Regions from separate parts of the Homo sapiens genome. Here region 1 is linked to region 2. A link is a loop called in an ENCODE intact Hi-C map of the cell type or tissue named here. Cell type or tissue: PC-3. All regions are shown on one strand. Links, peaks and the distances in the headings refer to the core of each region. The heading gives the core; the rest is flanking DNA.

Region 1 (8,344 bases), core at 156-8,155, 140 kb after region 2:
AAATTTTCCTTAATTTGGCCATCAGGGGAAAAAAAAAAACAACTCTTTTAGGGTGGGCCTGATTATCAAAAAGATGTTGACCAGCTGTTCCTGAACTTAAGATAAAAGATTAAGCTAGATGAATGAGATTTATAGTAGAGCACAAAGGGTTTAGGTTTAAATAGAGTCCAATCAGAGTTTTGATTTGTTTGAAGCTGTAGTGTTTTTCTCAGGAATATTATAAATTTTTCTTTAGGTGCTTTTAAAAACTAAAAATAGATTTTTCATCTGTCTGTATTGGGTTAGGTAGAGTCCTGCTGAAGATATAAAGATGATTAATATCTTTATATTAGCAAACCTCTAATGTTTGCTTCTGACCCAAGAGTTGTACAACCATTTAATAAGTCAGTCTGGAAATAGAATATAGAATCTGAACTCCTTGTAAAAGTAATAACTGTAGTTTTAAAAGGTCCTGCAGAATTTTACAATAATTAAATTGAAGAGATAAGCTGAAACAAAAGTCATTGCTTAAAAGTCTTTGTAAGAAAAACACTAACTTTCTATAGCTGTCTGTTTTGAAGTAAGCTATAGTAAAGTTCTCAATTTTATTCCTGAAAAATAAAAATTATTTACATCAACTTGTCATATATAAGGAGATTGCTTGCATTGGAGTTTTCAGTGTGTATGAATTCTACATTATCTATTGTTGACCTTTTCATATTAGAAAATGAAGTCGCTGACAGTGATTGTACATATATGTACACAAGTAGTGGGGGAAGACCACTGCAGTTCTACAAAAGGCTTCCTTCTATATCTTACAAGAAAATTCTGCCCTTTGATTTTTCTTTTATTACTACTGCTGCTGCTACTACTACTGCTGTAGCACTTGTGTGTCAGGATTTGTTCTAGGTGCTTTAGATGTATTAGCCCATTTGATTCTTATAACAGCTTACTGAATATGTACTATTACCATCCCCATTTAGGAGAGGAGAAAACATGTACAGAGAGAAGAAGCCCTCCTAGGGACATAGAGCTAGTAGGTGGCAAAATGGCACCTTGTGTTGTTTGGTCCAGAACCTATGCCCCTGCCACTCTGCAGTCTTGCCTAGTAATAATCTACCACACTGGCCGTTGCATATAGTCCTCTCTGTATTGCTTATTTCCCCAGTAGGAAAACAGAAAGTTTTGCACAGTTGGAGATGATAAAGATTTACGTATAATCCGCTATTGCAATTATAGTATGGATTTCAATTAACTTTTCTTGACATAAAGTTTAATATCAGGAGTTGATTTCATGTGAAAATTCAATTGTATGAAATACTGCCTATTGGATCAACTTTTATGAGCATATTAGAGAAAGGCAGTGACTTAACTACCATGCTCAACTCAGATGCTGATATAGGTGTATGTGTGTGAATTACCACATTGCAGTAATAGAGTGACTTGGTGAAGAAGTGGGTGCAGGAGACAAAAAAAATACCAGTAAGTATGACTTTGACCTTCTTCAGTGCCAATTATTCAGAGAACCTTAATTAACTTGTAAATGTTCCCTTGATAAACTTAAAATGACCATGTGTAATGTGAAGTTAGTATGACGTGTTTAGAAAACTGTTTAGGACAGGAAGCAGGCATTAGGAACTCTCACACATATCTAGACATTCAGAATTTTTTTTTTTTTTTTTGACATGGAGTCTCGTTCTGTTGCCTAGGCTGGAGTGCAGTGGTATGATCTTGGCTCACTGCAACCTCTACCTCCCGGGTTCAAACGATTCTCCTGCCTCAACCTCCTGAGTAGCTGGGATTATAGGCGCACACCACCACTCCCGGTTAATTTCTGAATTTTATTAGGGGCGGGGTTTCTCCATGTTGGTCAGGCTGGTTTCAAACTCCTGACCTTGTGATCTGCCTGCCTTGGCCTCCCAAAATGCTGGAATTACAGGTGTGAGCCACTGCGCCCGGCCCAGAATTGTTTATATCAGCAAAACAATTTTTAAGAAAACATGACCTGAGTATGTATCACTGTTAGAGATCATGGAAACTTTGTATTTCTTCTAAAATATTTTAATAGACAAGAGCCAGATAGTACAAGCTTCAAGTGACTTTAGTACATCTGCACTAATCAAGATTGTATGAATAAGCATACTCAGTGTAATTAAGTAAGTGAATTCATCCAATATATCACAAACTCCTGAACATAGTGAATTAAAGACCATGAATATAAGACAATACCACTTATAACAACAGTAATACTAGTAACAACTACAACCACCACCACACAACTTACATTTATTGTGAATCAGGAAAGTGCTTTAAATGAATTATATTATTTAATCCTACAACAATCCTGTGAATTCACTATTATAACTTCCAACTCCACAGATACCAAAAAGAGAGCATTAATTATGTGCACAGTTACACAATTAACAAGTATCATTTATTCAGTATTTACTGAGTGTACCCACCAGAGATCTGCACTGTTCTAGGTAGTGAAGAATTAGCAATGAGTAAAACAAAGTCCCTGCCTTCATAGAAGGACCCCACCTTTTATGAGAGAGACAGACAACAAATAAACATGGAAACATAATAAGTCAGCTGGTAATTAGAATTATGTAGAACAGTAAAGCCCAGTAAGTAGACAACAGAGTGCTAGCATAAGATGCTGTGATAGGCAATGTCACTTTTTTAAGCAGGGCAGTAAGGGGAGACCTCTCTGATAAGGTGATGTTTTAGCAGATACCTGGAGGGAGAGAGAGATTTGTAGAAAGAGTGTTCCTCTGCTTGGAATACGGGAGAAGAATGGTCTAGGAGGCCATGTATTTGGAGTGGGTGAGGAGGAGCATGGTTGGAGTTCGAACCCAGATTTATCTGACTGCGGAGTCCATAAACCACTACACCAATCTGATGGGGCAACCACAACGTTACCTAACTTACTGTGATTTTAGAGATGAATTAGCCAGATACATATTCTCATGGAAAAGAGGAGGGTAGTGACATTCTACTCTGAAAGTTCTGGGTTGCGTTGAGACTTATGTGAGAAATCCCTGTGTTTTGTGGAGAGATATTGTTGAGACTAGAGAACAATTATGAAGCATAAGTTTGGGAAACTGGGATTGTAACTCCCATGCTCAGAATTCTTCCATGGTTCTTCAATTGCCTGCAGAGCTTTAGAGAAATTAAGTAACTTTCTGAAAGCCTCATAGCAAACAGACCTCCTTTTGAATTATGATAAAGACTGTATTCATAACTGCTGAGCTATGCTGTTCTTCTCAAAGTGTGAAATCAATCACATGCTCCTTGGCTTCCTGTCACCTACATATCAAAGTTGACATGACTTGGCAAGGAATGCAGAACCCCCAGAGTGTGGCTGCACCTTCTTTTATGCTCTCCTTCCACTGCCCCTCCCCGTGCACCTTGGCATGCAACAGAACAGTGCTCCTCAGGGTCATGTTCCTAGGATTTTTTGCATTCTGAAATGTCCTTCTTTCTCTTGTTTTGTAACCAAGATTTTATATCTTTCTTGAAGGCTTTTTTTTTTTTTTTTTGCCATTTTCCTTCCCAGATTGAGTTTTAACTTCTTCCCAGGCTGCTTTTAGAGCTTATGTATCTTTGTACTTGCTCATCATTTCCAGTAGAAATCATTCCTTCAGTCCCTATCCTCCCAGCTAGGATTATGCTTGCATAAACACCTATGCAAGCATTGACCATGGCTTTTATTACCACACTTTTTTAGTAATTTATTTGCTTTTGTATCTGCCTTGTCTTCTAAACTATGCCATTCAAAGCTTTTTAAAAATCTGTATCCCAACCAAATACAGGGCTTGGCATGTAGTTTACCTGCTTACTTAAATTAAACTTAAGAATATTAGATGCAGAGTTATAATGATGACAGATTTGATCAGATTAAAACAAGTGGAGTATGTTGAGCAGTAATATTAGTTCATTATGGAAAGATACATGATAATAAAAACTATTCAATGAAAGATTATAATGTGTCAGGCATTAAACTCAGTGTAAAAATACATCATTCTATTATTCAATATCCAATTCAAATTTGGAAGATATGTCTTATTAGGTATAACTTTAAAACTAAATTAAAATCTTAATAGATGTAACTTTAAAACTAAATTAAAAATGTATTTATTTTTGAACTATTACTAAGTGGATAGTAGGAGAGTGAGTAGGGCTTTAATTGGAGGAAAAAGTCTTTAGAAAGGGACAGAAGTCATCCTTGTTTCTTTGTATTCAGTTTTTAAAACGTTACTACAAATGTGTATACTTGGCTACATGGCAGAGATCTTCCGGAAAGAACACTGCCCTCATTTATAATTTGGACATAGCATGTTGGGTGAGACAGAGGGCTATTGGAGAAGTGAGCCCAGATGAGACCTTGCATATAATGCAGTGCTTCGTGCTGTTATCAACGGTTAATTGTAAAGGTTTTAGTAAGTACCATCCTTCCAACCTAAGGCCCAAAGTGGGATACTTCAGGCCATGGCTACTTAGCATAATTCCTGATTTTCATTTAGTAGGAAGCCTACTAATTAGGAAGTCTGTTGAGTAATTTTTGAATGAAATGCTCATTGCTGATTGCTTTGTTTCTTGGACAAGTATTTAATCTCGAATTGATATAGTGCTTATAATCACTGATAAATCATTTTGAGACTTGCATTTAATTTTGGCTTATATAACATTTATATTACTCTAGTGATGTTGAGTTGAATTCTGAAAGATTTAAGTGCAAAATCTTTGAAAAAATTTATCACATAGTTTTCCCACACTTCTCATCACACAGTACAGCTTTTCTTCCCTTTTTTTCACTTGATTTTATTGTTTCCTTAATTTCTCAATATTTTCTGCCAATTATGTGAATTAGACATTCTTTATTTAATCCTAATACTTAGAGTCTATCAGTAGGAAAGACTACATTAATGCTCAAAAATATATTTTAAAAAGTATTTTGCTTTCAACCCTTTCCAGTATCCAGTAGAAATTTATTCTAAAGCTCTTTTTGTGATTTTCCTGCAGTGACACCACAGCCAAAGCCCTATGGGAAGCTTTACTGAACACTAAGCACAAAGAGGCAGTGATGGAAGTTCGGAGACATCTAGTGGAAGCGGCAAGCAGAGAAAACCTGCCAATCAAGATGAGTATGGGTAAGCCTAAACCTAGGACACAGGCAGCCTCTGAGGAAGCTTATTTAAACCTGTTCTGAATTGTGGGCCAAGCTAGCCAACATGGAATCTAGGCCAAAGTAGTAACGACTTTTGTATACTGTTGAAAGAATAGGGAAGGAATATGTGCACGCTGCCCTTGGGCTCAGCAATGACCACTTTTCTTAGACTCAGCTTTGGGAACTCTCTAGGAGAGTTTTTGCTTACAAAGAATAATTATTTTAGTTTCTTATTGATCTATTTTAGAACTGTCAAAATTGGTCTGGACTACCTCTCCTTAATTCTATTCCAACCCTACTCCCTTTTTTCCCCCATTCTTCCCCTATTACCCCACTTATGGTGGGTAAAAGTTCTCTTATTACTTTCGAATTAGTGACTGAAATGGTACTGAGAAAAGAATTGAGCAGTCAGACATGGTCTGGCCTAGTCCCTCACCCTTAGAGTCCTAATTGTCAAGTCACATCAGCGTTATTTCTTCTTCACCAGGAATTACATACCTAATTTTTCTATTTCTTGTTTTTTTTCACATCCATCTTTGTCTTTGGTATTAGATGAATATGATTGCAATGGAATTTAAGTTTTAAATGGCTTTTTTTCTTTTGATCAAAAAGTCAGAGAACCACAGAAGTAATGCGTTGATTTTAGAAAAAAAATTTGGCTTTTAATTTTTTTGTTTTAAAAAATATTAAATAATTTTATTGATACAGAAATATTTAAATATGGATATTGAATCTGGTTAATAGGTAGAATTTGTTTCTGGAAGTTTGCAAAATTTTATTTTTCTCTTTTAAAAATAAGGTTTCTCTCTTATAATCTGTTCTTAGGTATTCAGTAAATATTAGTACATTTTATTGGATGGGAAAATTTTTCTTTGCTGAGATTCATAGGCCAAGTTCTTGATTACACATGGGGGCAAAAATCAAACTAAGTTGAAATAGAACAAAATTTGAAAGTAGCAGAATATGGATGAATCTAGGAAGAAAAATGTTACAGGGTTATAACATGAAAAGAATATGACTTTTAGTGTATTAGGTAACTATATTTGAGGGCTGCAAGGAACATAATGATGATAAGAAAAGTGAAATAACTAACCATTATTGAGAACTTACAGTATGCTAGGTCTTTGGACTGTTTATATGTGTTATCTTATTTCATTCTTAGAGTAATTCTATGAAACAGGTACTATTAGTATCCCATTTTGCAGGTAGGGAAACTGAAACAGAAAAATAAGTTGCCCAAGGCCATATATCTGATAAGTGGTAGGACTGGAATTCAAATCCAAGAATTTTGATGCCACGTAATATGCACTTTATTTATAAAATCATCCTAATTTGTACAGCCAATGCCGGAAGTGGTTTTGAAGGGTGAGAGCTCTTTTACTAGTTTTGAATTAATAAATGAACTGTCATACTAAAAACAATTTAGCAGACAGACATGCCCTAGCCTGGTCCCTCACCCTTAGAGTGGGTCTCAAATTTGCTGCACTGAGATATCCTGGCACTTGACTATTAATTGTCTTTCCTTTCTTCCTCCTTTCTTCCTTCCTTCTGTCCCTCCATCTCCCATCCCCTTCTCTCCTTTCCTTTCCATAGCCCTAGGTACACATTAGTAACAAGTGTATTTACCTCATTGAGTGTCTTATTCTTAAGTATGTTGAAACAAGAACTAATTAATATTGTGAATCGGCCGGACGCAGTGGCTCTCGACTATAATCCTAGCACTTTGGGAGGCCGAGGCAGGCGGATCACGAGATCAAGAGACTGAGACCCTCCTGGCCAATATGGTGAAACCCTGTCTCTACTAAAAATACAAAAATTAGCTGGGTGTGGTGGCGCGCACCTGTAGTCCCACCTACTCAGGAGGCTGAGGCAGGAGAATAGCTTGAACCCAGAAGGCAGAGGTTCCAGTGAGCTGAGATTGCGCCACTGCACTCCAGCCTGGCAACAGAGTGAGACACCGTTTAAAAAAAAAAAATTGTGAATCAAGGAAAGTAGGAATGCACAAAGGGTCTTCATGCTAAGGTTAATTTATATTGTGTTTCAGTGATACAACATTATGATACTATCACAGAGCATAAATCAGTTTCTATTGCTCGATTCAGGACTCTTAAAAGAGCAACAAACTACTTTTCTAAAGGGCCGTATCTTTGAAAAATAAGCAGAGCCACAAATTTTTAAAAAGGACAGGTAATCCCATAAGCAATTCACATTTAAATGTTTGAGTTTTCTGTCAATCAAAAAAAAAAATTTTTTTTAAGATAGAATTGTTTGCTTTATTCCACAACTCTAGATAGGGGCTGGGGTGAGAGTGGGAGGAAGAAAGAAGGAAAAAAACAGAGGATTGTTAGCAAACTTCTGTTGTAAGAAGGACCAAAAAGATTGATTCAAAGCATACTCCAACCATGTGCCCACTACTCTTTAGTAACAGATAACACAGTATGGCTGCCCATTTTTGCTTCATATCACTAGCCGGAATTTCTTGGGTCTCATTTTCATATATAAACAGATTCATAACTATGAACAGTAAGGAAGAGAACTGGAACTTGTAAACATAATAAAACATTGATTTTTGAAAACTGTCTATCATATAGCTTATCATATAGCATTTAAAACTATAACATATATTTTAAACTATGCACAATTCTCCCATCCTTGCTATAGTTTCTACTGAAGTATAAATTTTTCTGACTGTGATAAAGGCTTCTAGTATTTTTGAGATGTTAAACAGATTTTAATTATAGACTCACGATTCCCTTGTATTTAAATTTATGGGGAGGGATCCCATGATTGAAACCTCATATCTTAAATATAAAATTTCTCAGTACAAGGTAAATTCATGTTAAAACGTTATGAGCACCAAGAGAAATAAACATCATCTACTTAAAGGAAAAATGTTTAATTGCTAAAAGACAGAGAAAAATTCATTTTATTATTGCACATATAAACATGTCATCCTTCTGAGAGCTTGTTATTAAATTGTCAGTTAACTAAATAGATATGTTCCAGAAAAGTGACTTTGAAAACACTGAAATGCAGTTGTATTTTTCCCACTGGCTTTCATAATGAAAAATGTATTCTGAAAGTAACAAAACAAATAGACCATTAGAAATCCATTTGTTTAAGTCTAAAATGGCCACTCACAGAAGAAATGAGTAGATGATGCCCATCTCAAACGCTGATACATTTTACAGAGAA
Region 2 (8,344 bases), core at 132-8,131:
AAGCTCTTTTTTTCCACAATCGTTAGTAACTGTATAAAAACTCATGCTGCTCCACCAGTGGGCCTTGGAAAATGCATCAAGAAGGCCAAACCAGCTTGACCCTGGCTCACAGACATGGTCATGAGGCGATTTAAATTTGTGCCACAATGAAGAGTGTGTGTACACATGCCTCCTAGAAACTACACTATGGGTAATTAATTAATTTATTTCATAGAGGCCACCCAGATGCCTTATAGGTTTTATTAATTTGGATATGAAAGTGTACCCCATTTGGTTTCACCAGGAACCCAAATTTAGAATATTGAAAAGCCATCAAAAAGTTGTGATATCAAAAATGTATGAGTCTCTTAATATACTAAGCAAGAGTGTCACAGCAGTAATGATAAAGACTAGTTTTAATCTCAAGCCTTAGAGGGGCCCTTTGTTGCCTTTTGTGATGCAGCCTCTTAAGAGAGTGGTGTTTGATTAACAAAAAAACTGTGGCCCAAGTGGAACCCTTGACCTTTTCTCAGATAATCTGTGTATGTACACAGCTAACACAGCTCTTTAGATTCCCTGTTAAGTGACTCATTCACATTCCTTTCTTGGATATAAAGTCATTGCTGTCTTTTTATTTTTGAAATAGTACAAGACAAAGATTTTTAACTTAACATGAAAAATTCACTCTTTTATTTTGGAAAAAAAGTTAACTTTTCATACTAACAAACAGAACAAGATTTAAGGTAAATTTCTTAAACATTATCCAGAAAAATAACAAGATTTATAGTATCTACTTCTGGTACTAATATACACAAAAGGCCAAAACCATGCCTATTCTGCAGGTGTAGCTTCGGTGCTCTCCTGTTCAGGGGCAGGCTCACTGCCCGCTTCTTTTCCTTCTTTGCTTCTTTTAGATTTTTTGTGTTTGTGTCTCCTGTGACTATCTCCTTCTTCACTTTCATGGCGACGTCTACTATTACTGGAAAAAAAAAAAAAAAAAAAAGGTGTGTTCTGTTTAAATACACAATCAGTGACAAAAATCCAATCACTCTAAGGAAATTCTCAATATAACACTGGGTTTAAAATAATCTAATGCATTTTCTCATAAATATAATGTGAGGAATAATCAGTTTTATGTGACTTTTATGCAGGGATTGTATTTATTTTATAGGGCCATCTTCACTGATATTATCTCAGATTCCCAGTGCCTATACACAGCTTCTGAAATGCATATTATAATATACAGTAACAAATTAGAAACAGGCATTAACTCAAAACCGGAAATACTGTATAGGGTTGATTTTTGGCAAACAATAGGTATTTTGTTTAATGCTTTTTTAAAAAAATTTGAGACAAGGCCCTGAATTTTTCTTTAATGAAACCAAGCAAGACTGGTTCATAGGCCAAAATTTCCCCTCTTCCAATGCGACAATGTAGTAAGTCAAAATCTCTCACATACTATTGGTTCACTATTTTATTAAAGAGCAAACCTTCGAGAAGACTTATGTCTGGTTTCCTCTTTCTCCCTGTGTCGTCTTTCTCTATGTCGTTCTTCTTTTTCTCGACTTGCTCTGTGACGCTCATAACCTCTTTCTGCATATTCCCTGTATCTGTATCGTTCTTCATCGCTGAAATTGAAATAGAAATGTTTTCTTGACAACTGGACCATTAATTCTGAATGGATTCAAACTGTAAAAGAGATGTGATCTGCAGTCCAAATCCAAAATCCTCACATTAGCATCTTTTATAACATTAGTGAGGAAGAAATATTCGTTGAATTGAGAGGAAAATAATGCTTGTTCTCAAAATAGCACTAGAGCTAAGAATATAAATATATAATAATTACACATGTTAAATGACCAATTTTGTTCTGTGCTTTCATAGCTGTTAAAAAGATTTAATATAACAATGCTTTGGTTTTTTCATTTCTTGAAAAAGTGAGATCTGCAACTGATTTAAATTGTTATCAGCTTTTAAAATTTTTGCTCCTTTTAGAATTAAAATAGTATTTGTATATCTCAGATTTCTAATCAATATTCTTGGAAAGTCTTGGACATACGTTTAACATTATAAAAATACACGACTCACAATTACTACAAAACAGAAAGCAAATAAGTTTTTAAACTTTAGGTTTATTACTAAATATTCATCAAATAGAGAAGTATAAAAATAAAGAACAGAGACATCAAAGCAACTTCTACAGCATCCATACAAAATGCAGATTGGACATACCTGCATTCTGACATCCTAATTACATCTGTGTGGGCAGGGGGGCTACATGGCTAATAATTTCAACTGCATAAATAGAAGCTGCATCTCCATTTTCTGATTTTGGATTGAATTACACAGACTGGTGAAACTGAGACTAATGGCTAGAGTTAGAGGGTGGTCTTTCTTTACCTCCCTAGACTTCTTTTCCTTTCATGTCCTTTAACTGACATTCTCTTTCCATCTTTCTCTTTATCCTTCAAGTCTCTTATTTCTTCCTTTTTCTTTTTTTATGTTTAGCATAGAAGTCAACACTTTCTACAACTTAACATCAGTAAATTCACTTAGAATAAAATAATCTTTTAGAAGAATATGCTGAAGAGCTTTGATTTCTAGAAGTGTTTAATATGAATTATGAAAGTAGTAATTTGTATGAAACATCAAGATGGTAAGGAATCTCAGGGTTTAACATAGTCAGGTGACAACTATAAGCCATGTTTTAAAAGACATGTCAGCCTGTGTTCTAGCAAAAGTAATGATTCATTAATGCTATGCTTAATGCCCAATTGTACTGCTGACCAAGTTATTATCTGTGATACATTAAAATTTTAGAATCTTATTTAAAAAAACAGAAAATGTATTAATATACACATTTGCACATATTTGTATATGTATTTCCACTATTTTTTTCTACCCATAAATATGTACTTTTGTATTTGGAGTGTGGAGGCATGTCACCTGAAAAGTAACATGCCATGCCAGTCAGTAGAGAGGAGCAGAAAGAGTACAAGTGGAGTACACACAGGATCACATCCTGATTTTGCCACTTACTAAATGAGTGACCGAGGCTATTACCTATTACCTCTCTAAACCTCGGTTTTCTCACCTGTAAAATTGCCAACAGTCTTTTTCAAGACTTCTTACAGAACTGACAACATTTATAAAGTGCTTGGTATGAGAGTAGGCACTCAATAAATGACAGTCCTTGGTGAATTTAATGCTTAATTTTTTCAGAAGCAGAACTTTTTAGTATCATGTCTTCAAGTAGAATAAACTAGCACCATAGGAAATAAATATAGTTAACTTCTCTCAAAAAATGAGGCTTTTCAATGACTCCAACTAGATTTACATAAAAATAGTTAAAGTCAATTATCTCATAATGTGTCATTTGTTAACTCTTTTTCCTCTTACCCTAAAACCAGCTCTTGTTGAACCTGGAGCCTTTAGATTCTGAAAGCAGCCCTGTGATGGGAACCTTATAACAGATGGTAGAAGATTGGGTCCTACACACAAAATATAAAGACCCTCCTCCTTCCATCCCCTTTTCTGATAAGTGGCTGAACCACAAAGGTTTCTCTGGACCTGGAAATTATTAGAGTTCATTTCAAACATCCTAGAATGACCAGCCTTCTTTCTGGCCCATAATTAAGCTCCCTAAAAAACAGAAGTTGAAACTGGCCTGTAATTTTCAAAACAATGGCCCTGTAATTTGTAAAGCAACATATACTACATGCCATACTGCTAAAATACCAGCCTTCAGAAACCTTTACTTATACTTCACTTGGATTTTCCAGAGTGTAATTTTTTCCTGGGATAATTCAGAACAACTCAAAATTCCTCCACTTTTTGCCTCTGTGGCCTTAAACATTTTAGTCAAATTTAGGTAAACATTGACTCCTAATGCCCTACAGTTCAGCAACCTGAATATCAAATGTGGTTTAAACATTAACACTTTTTAAGTTTCAATAAAAACTCAGTAATATCTGTGCATGTATTTGAAGCAGAAGAATTAGAGGATTTAGCCAAATCTTCTATAAACAATGTGTTATTTATGCAAAGAAAATTTATGAGTCCTGCTTGGCAAAGCAATTTATTTTACTCTTATTTCCTATCAAGTTTTGCATTAAGTTCCTTACTTATAAACATGTACATTCTAGAGACAGCAATGCTATCTCACATATATTCATTTCCACATTAGAAACAATTTGACTTTCTGGAAAGTAATGCCCTTGAACTTAGAAGAATCATGCACTTAATTGGCTAAAGTCAACAGCACATTTCCAATTGGCTAAAGTCAACAGCACATTTCCCACCAAGCAAACACAAATCATATACTCATGCACACACACGCATGTGTCATAGTGTTTACTTACTTGGTCAATAAAATTTTATTAAGTGCCTACAATGTATAAGTCATATTAGCAGGAGCCAAAGGACGGAAAAAAGATGAGTAAATCCTCATCAGTTCCTTCTTGTGCATTTTTTTTTGGTAAAGTTTTAAGCTACCGACCAGTCCTAGACAGCTTGACAATATGAGAGGTCTTCAAAAAGTTCACGGAAAATGCATACTATGAAAAAATTATGCATCGATATCAATTTTTTTTGCACCAAAATAAACTCAGTAATTTGTTATAATATCTCTGAACAGGATCTAGTTTGAGGCACTAGTGTAACTGTTTAGGGGTACCATAAGCCGCATCCAGGTAAGTCAACAAACTTAATAAATGTACATGTTCTTGACCGATCCACTGTTCAGGTCATCTCTTTCCTCTCCTTGGGTCTCCCTATTCCCTGAGAAACAATAATGTTGAAATGAGGCCAATTAATAACCCTACAATGGCCTCTACGCCTTCAAGTGAAAGGAAGAATTGCACATCTCTCATTTTAAATCAAAAGCTAAAAATGATTAAGCTTTTAAAAAATGAGGAAGCTTGAAGAGGAAGGCATGTCAAAAGTAATGATAGGCTGAAGTCTAGCCCTCATGTGCCAAACAGACAAGTTGTCAAGCCAAAGAAAAAGCTATTGAAGAAAATTAAAAGTGCTACTCCAGTGAACACATGAATGGTTAAGAAAATGAAAACAGCATTATTGCTGATATGGAGAAAGTTTTAGTGTCTGGATAGAAGAACAAACCAGCCACACAACATTCCCTTAAACCAAAGCCTAATCCAGAGCAAAGCCCAATTCTTTTCAATTTTATGAAGACAGAGATAGGTGAGGGAGCTGCAGAAGAAATGGAAGCTAGCAGAGGTTAGTTGGTTTGTAAGGATTAAGGAAAGACACTATCTATATAACATAAAAGTACAAGGTGAAGCAGTAACTGCTGATGTAGAAGCTACACCAAGCTATCCAGAAGATCTAGCTAAAATCACTGATGAAGGTAGCTCCACTAAGCAACACATTTTTAATGTAGACCAAATAGCCTTATACTGGAAGAAGATGCCATCAAGACTTTCATAGCTAGAGAGGAGAAGGCAATGCCTGGCTTCAAAGTTTCAAAGGACAGGCTCACTCTCTTGTTTCCTAATGCATTGTTCCTTAATGTAGCTGGTGTTTTTAAGTTGAAGTTGGTGCCCATTTACCACCCTGAAAATCCTGGAGTCCTTAGAATTATGGTAAATCGACTTAGAATTATGGTAAATCGACTCTGCCTGTGCTCTATCAATGGAACACCAAAGCCTGAATGGCAGCACATCTGTTTACAGGATGGTTTACTGAATATTTTAAGCATTCTGAACAAACTCTGTTTTTTCCTAACAATAGTAATACTCACTGGGGATGGTGGAAAGCTCCTCCTTCTCATTAAAGGATGCAATTCCATTACATTATTTTCAAAATTTGCGGTATATGTATACAGTCAAGTGTCAGTTAATGACAGGGATATGTTCTGAGAAATGCATTATTAGGTGATTTCATTGTTGTGCAAACACCACAGAGTGTACTTACACAAACTTTGATGGTACAGCCTATTATACACTAGGTGATATGTTATAGCCTATTGCTCCTGGGCTTCAAATCTGTACAGCATATTACTGCACTGAATTCTGTAGAAAATTTTAACACAATGGTGTTTGTGTATCTAAACAAAAGATACAGTAAAAACAGTATTGTAATCTTATGAGACCACTGTTGTACATGTGGTTTGCACTGACAGAATATAAATAACTAAAATCAGGATGAAAATTTTTTAAAACACATACAAGAAAAATTTCCTTAAACATTAAAACTTAACACATAAGTGTGTTGCAGGAAAGACTAATAGGAAAACCCACTTAAAAAGTTTTAAGATTATGAAACTTTTACATTAGAACAAAATTCTTTGAGGGAAGTGGTACAGAAGTAAAAATTTGAATACAAAAAGAAATGTAAAATTTCCAATTCTTAAAGAGAGACTATTTGTACATTTTCTTTAAAAAATGGATAATTTTGGAAAATCACTATAGTGTTTTTAATCCACTGGATATATTTTAAGAGAGTGAGCCTGGGCAACACAGCAAGATCCTGACTCTACAAAAAATTTTAAAAATCAGCCAAGCATGGTGATGCATGACTGTAGTCTTAGCTACTTGAGAGGCTAGGCCAGGAGGATCACTTGAGCCCAGGACTTCCTACGTTAGGGAACAATGCATTGGGAAACAAGAGAGTCAGCCTGTCCTTTCAAACTCTGAAGCCAGGCACTGAGTTCTCTTCTCTAGCTCTGAAAGTCTTAGATGGCATCTTCTTCCAATGTAAGAGTGCAGTGAGCTATGATCATGCCACTGAACTCCAGCCAGCCTGGATGACAAAGCAAGACCGTCTCTAAAAATAGAATAATAATAGAAGTGGTGATAATTTTCTTTTTAAATATTAATATTTATAATACACTGGAAATATCTATATGGTCAACTAATTTAAGCTTAAGATGAAAAACTTAGATGGCAAGATAAAAATAAATGAAGGGGTAGAAAATTCTTTTAAGAGATAAGTAAACAAACAAATTTAAGGACTACTGTTCAAGGTAATGGGAAGCCTCTAATCCTTTATCATTTTAAGATGGCTTTCCTATGTACTCCCTGAGCATCTCTTTTCCAAGTGAACTGAAATTCACTTCCTCATAACGAAAATAAATTTGTAAGTGCTTATAAAATACATAGTATAAACTCCTGCACACCCAACAAACCTGTTGAAAACACTTGGTGTAGGACTGTGATCACGCTCCCTCTCTCTCTCTCTGGTGCGTTCTCTTTCTCTGTCCCGATCACGGTCTCGCTCTCTGTCTCTGTCTCTCTCTCTATCTCGGTCTTTCTCTCTTCTGGCATAATAGTCCCACTGCTTGCTGGTGTCCACAAGACTAGGCCACGAAGGAGCAGAACCAGGAAGATGGGGAAAGGCAACTAAAGAAAAAACACGATTAAAAACAAACGTTATGGTACTTTAAAAAAACAAAATGCCCACCAAAAATGTGTCATGAGATTATAATAGAAATTCATTTTATAAATAGAAAAGAGAAATATCACATGGTGAATGAATACCCACAGTATCGGGAAGATCCAGAAACAAATCTTAAAAACCTAACATATAAAGACCCTTCATTATACAAGGTGAACAGGAATCAGAATTAGGTTGACCACAAACTTCCCAATATAAAAAATGGAAACCAGAATACACTGGGACATCTTCAAAGTGTTGAGAGGAGGCCAGGCGCGATGGCTTACGCCTGTAATCCCAACGCTTTGGGAAGCCAAGGCGGGCAGATAACTTGAGGCTAGGAGTTTGAGACCAGCCTGGTCAACATGGTGAAACCCCGTCTCTATTAAAAATATAAAAATTTGCCGGGCATGGTGGTGCATGCCGGTAATCCCGGCTATTTGGGAGGCTAAGGCAGGAGAATCACTTGAACCCGGGAGGCGGAGGTTACAGTGAACAGAGATCATGTCACTGCACTCTAGCCTGGGCGACAGAGTGAGACTATCTCAAAAAAAGAAAAAAAAAAAGTGTTGAGAAAAAAATTTCAACCTAGAAAAGTGTACTCAACAATATTTTATTTCAAGATTCAAACAGCCTTTGTAAACATCAACAAAAAAATAAGCAAAACTTACAACCAACAGACTTTACCAAAAGAATGTCTATCATGCCAGGTGCAGTGGCTCATGCCTGTAATCCCAACACTTTGGGAGGCCGAGGTGGGTGGATCATGAGATCAGGAGTTCAAGACCAGCCTGGCCAAGATGGTGAAACCCTGTCTCTACTAAAAATACAAAAATTAGCAGGGTGCGGTGGCAGGTGCCTGTAATCGCAGCTACTCGGGAGGCTGAGGCAGGAGAATGGCATGAACCTGGGAGGCGGAGCTTGCAGTGAGCCGAGATTGCACCACTATACTCCGGACTGGGCAACACAG

What was found. Peaks named below come from ENCODE experiments on the same cell type or tissue, not always from the same donor. Only the 100,000 strongest peaks of a DNase experiment are listed, where the experiment ranks them.
Region 1: a loop joins it to region 2, with 3 times the contacts of the local background. A loop is called at or near these places in 2 of 110 quality-filtered maps.

The regions. Positions count from the first base shown.
Region 1 is chr4:53,310,424-53,318,767 of GRCh38, reverse strand. SCFD2 (sec1 family domain containing 2) reads left to right here. Exons shown (of 9, transcript NM_152540.4): 3 at 5,005-5,132. Among named protein-coding and RNA genes, the nearest start is that of SCFD2, 51 kb to the left of the region's middle. In PC-3, for the core only: CTCF peaks have their summits at 4,883 and 5,085 (motif pointing left); no DNase peak of the experiment used is centred there.
Region 2 is chr4:53,451,916-53,460,259 of GRCh38, reverse strand. FIP1L1 (factor interacting with PAPOLA and CPSF1) reads right to left here. Exons shown (of 18, transcript NM_030917.4): 16 at 7,127-7,340; 17 at 1,470-1,607; 18 at 1-958. The coding sequence ends at 811. It overlaps LNX1 (ligand of numb-protein X 1), which reads left to right. Exons shown (of 11, transcript NM_001126328.3): 11 at 1-959. Among named protein-coding and RNA genes, the nearest start is that of LNX1-AS1, 44 kb to the left of the region's middle. In PC-3, for the core only: no CTCF peak of the experiment used is centred there; DNase peaks (open chromatin) are centred at 529 and 4,319; H3K4me3 peaks cover 419 bases; H3K27ac peaks cover 2,139 bases.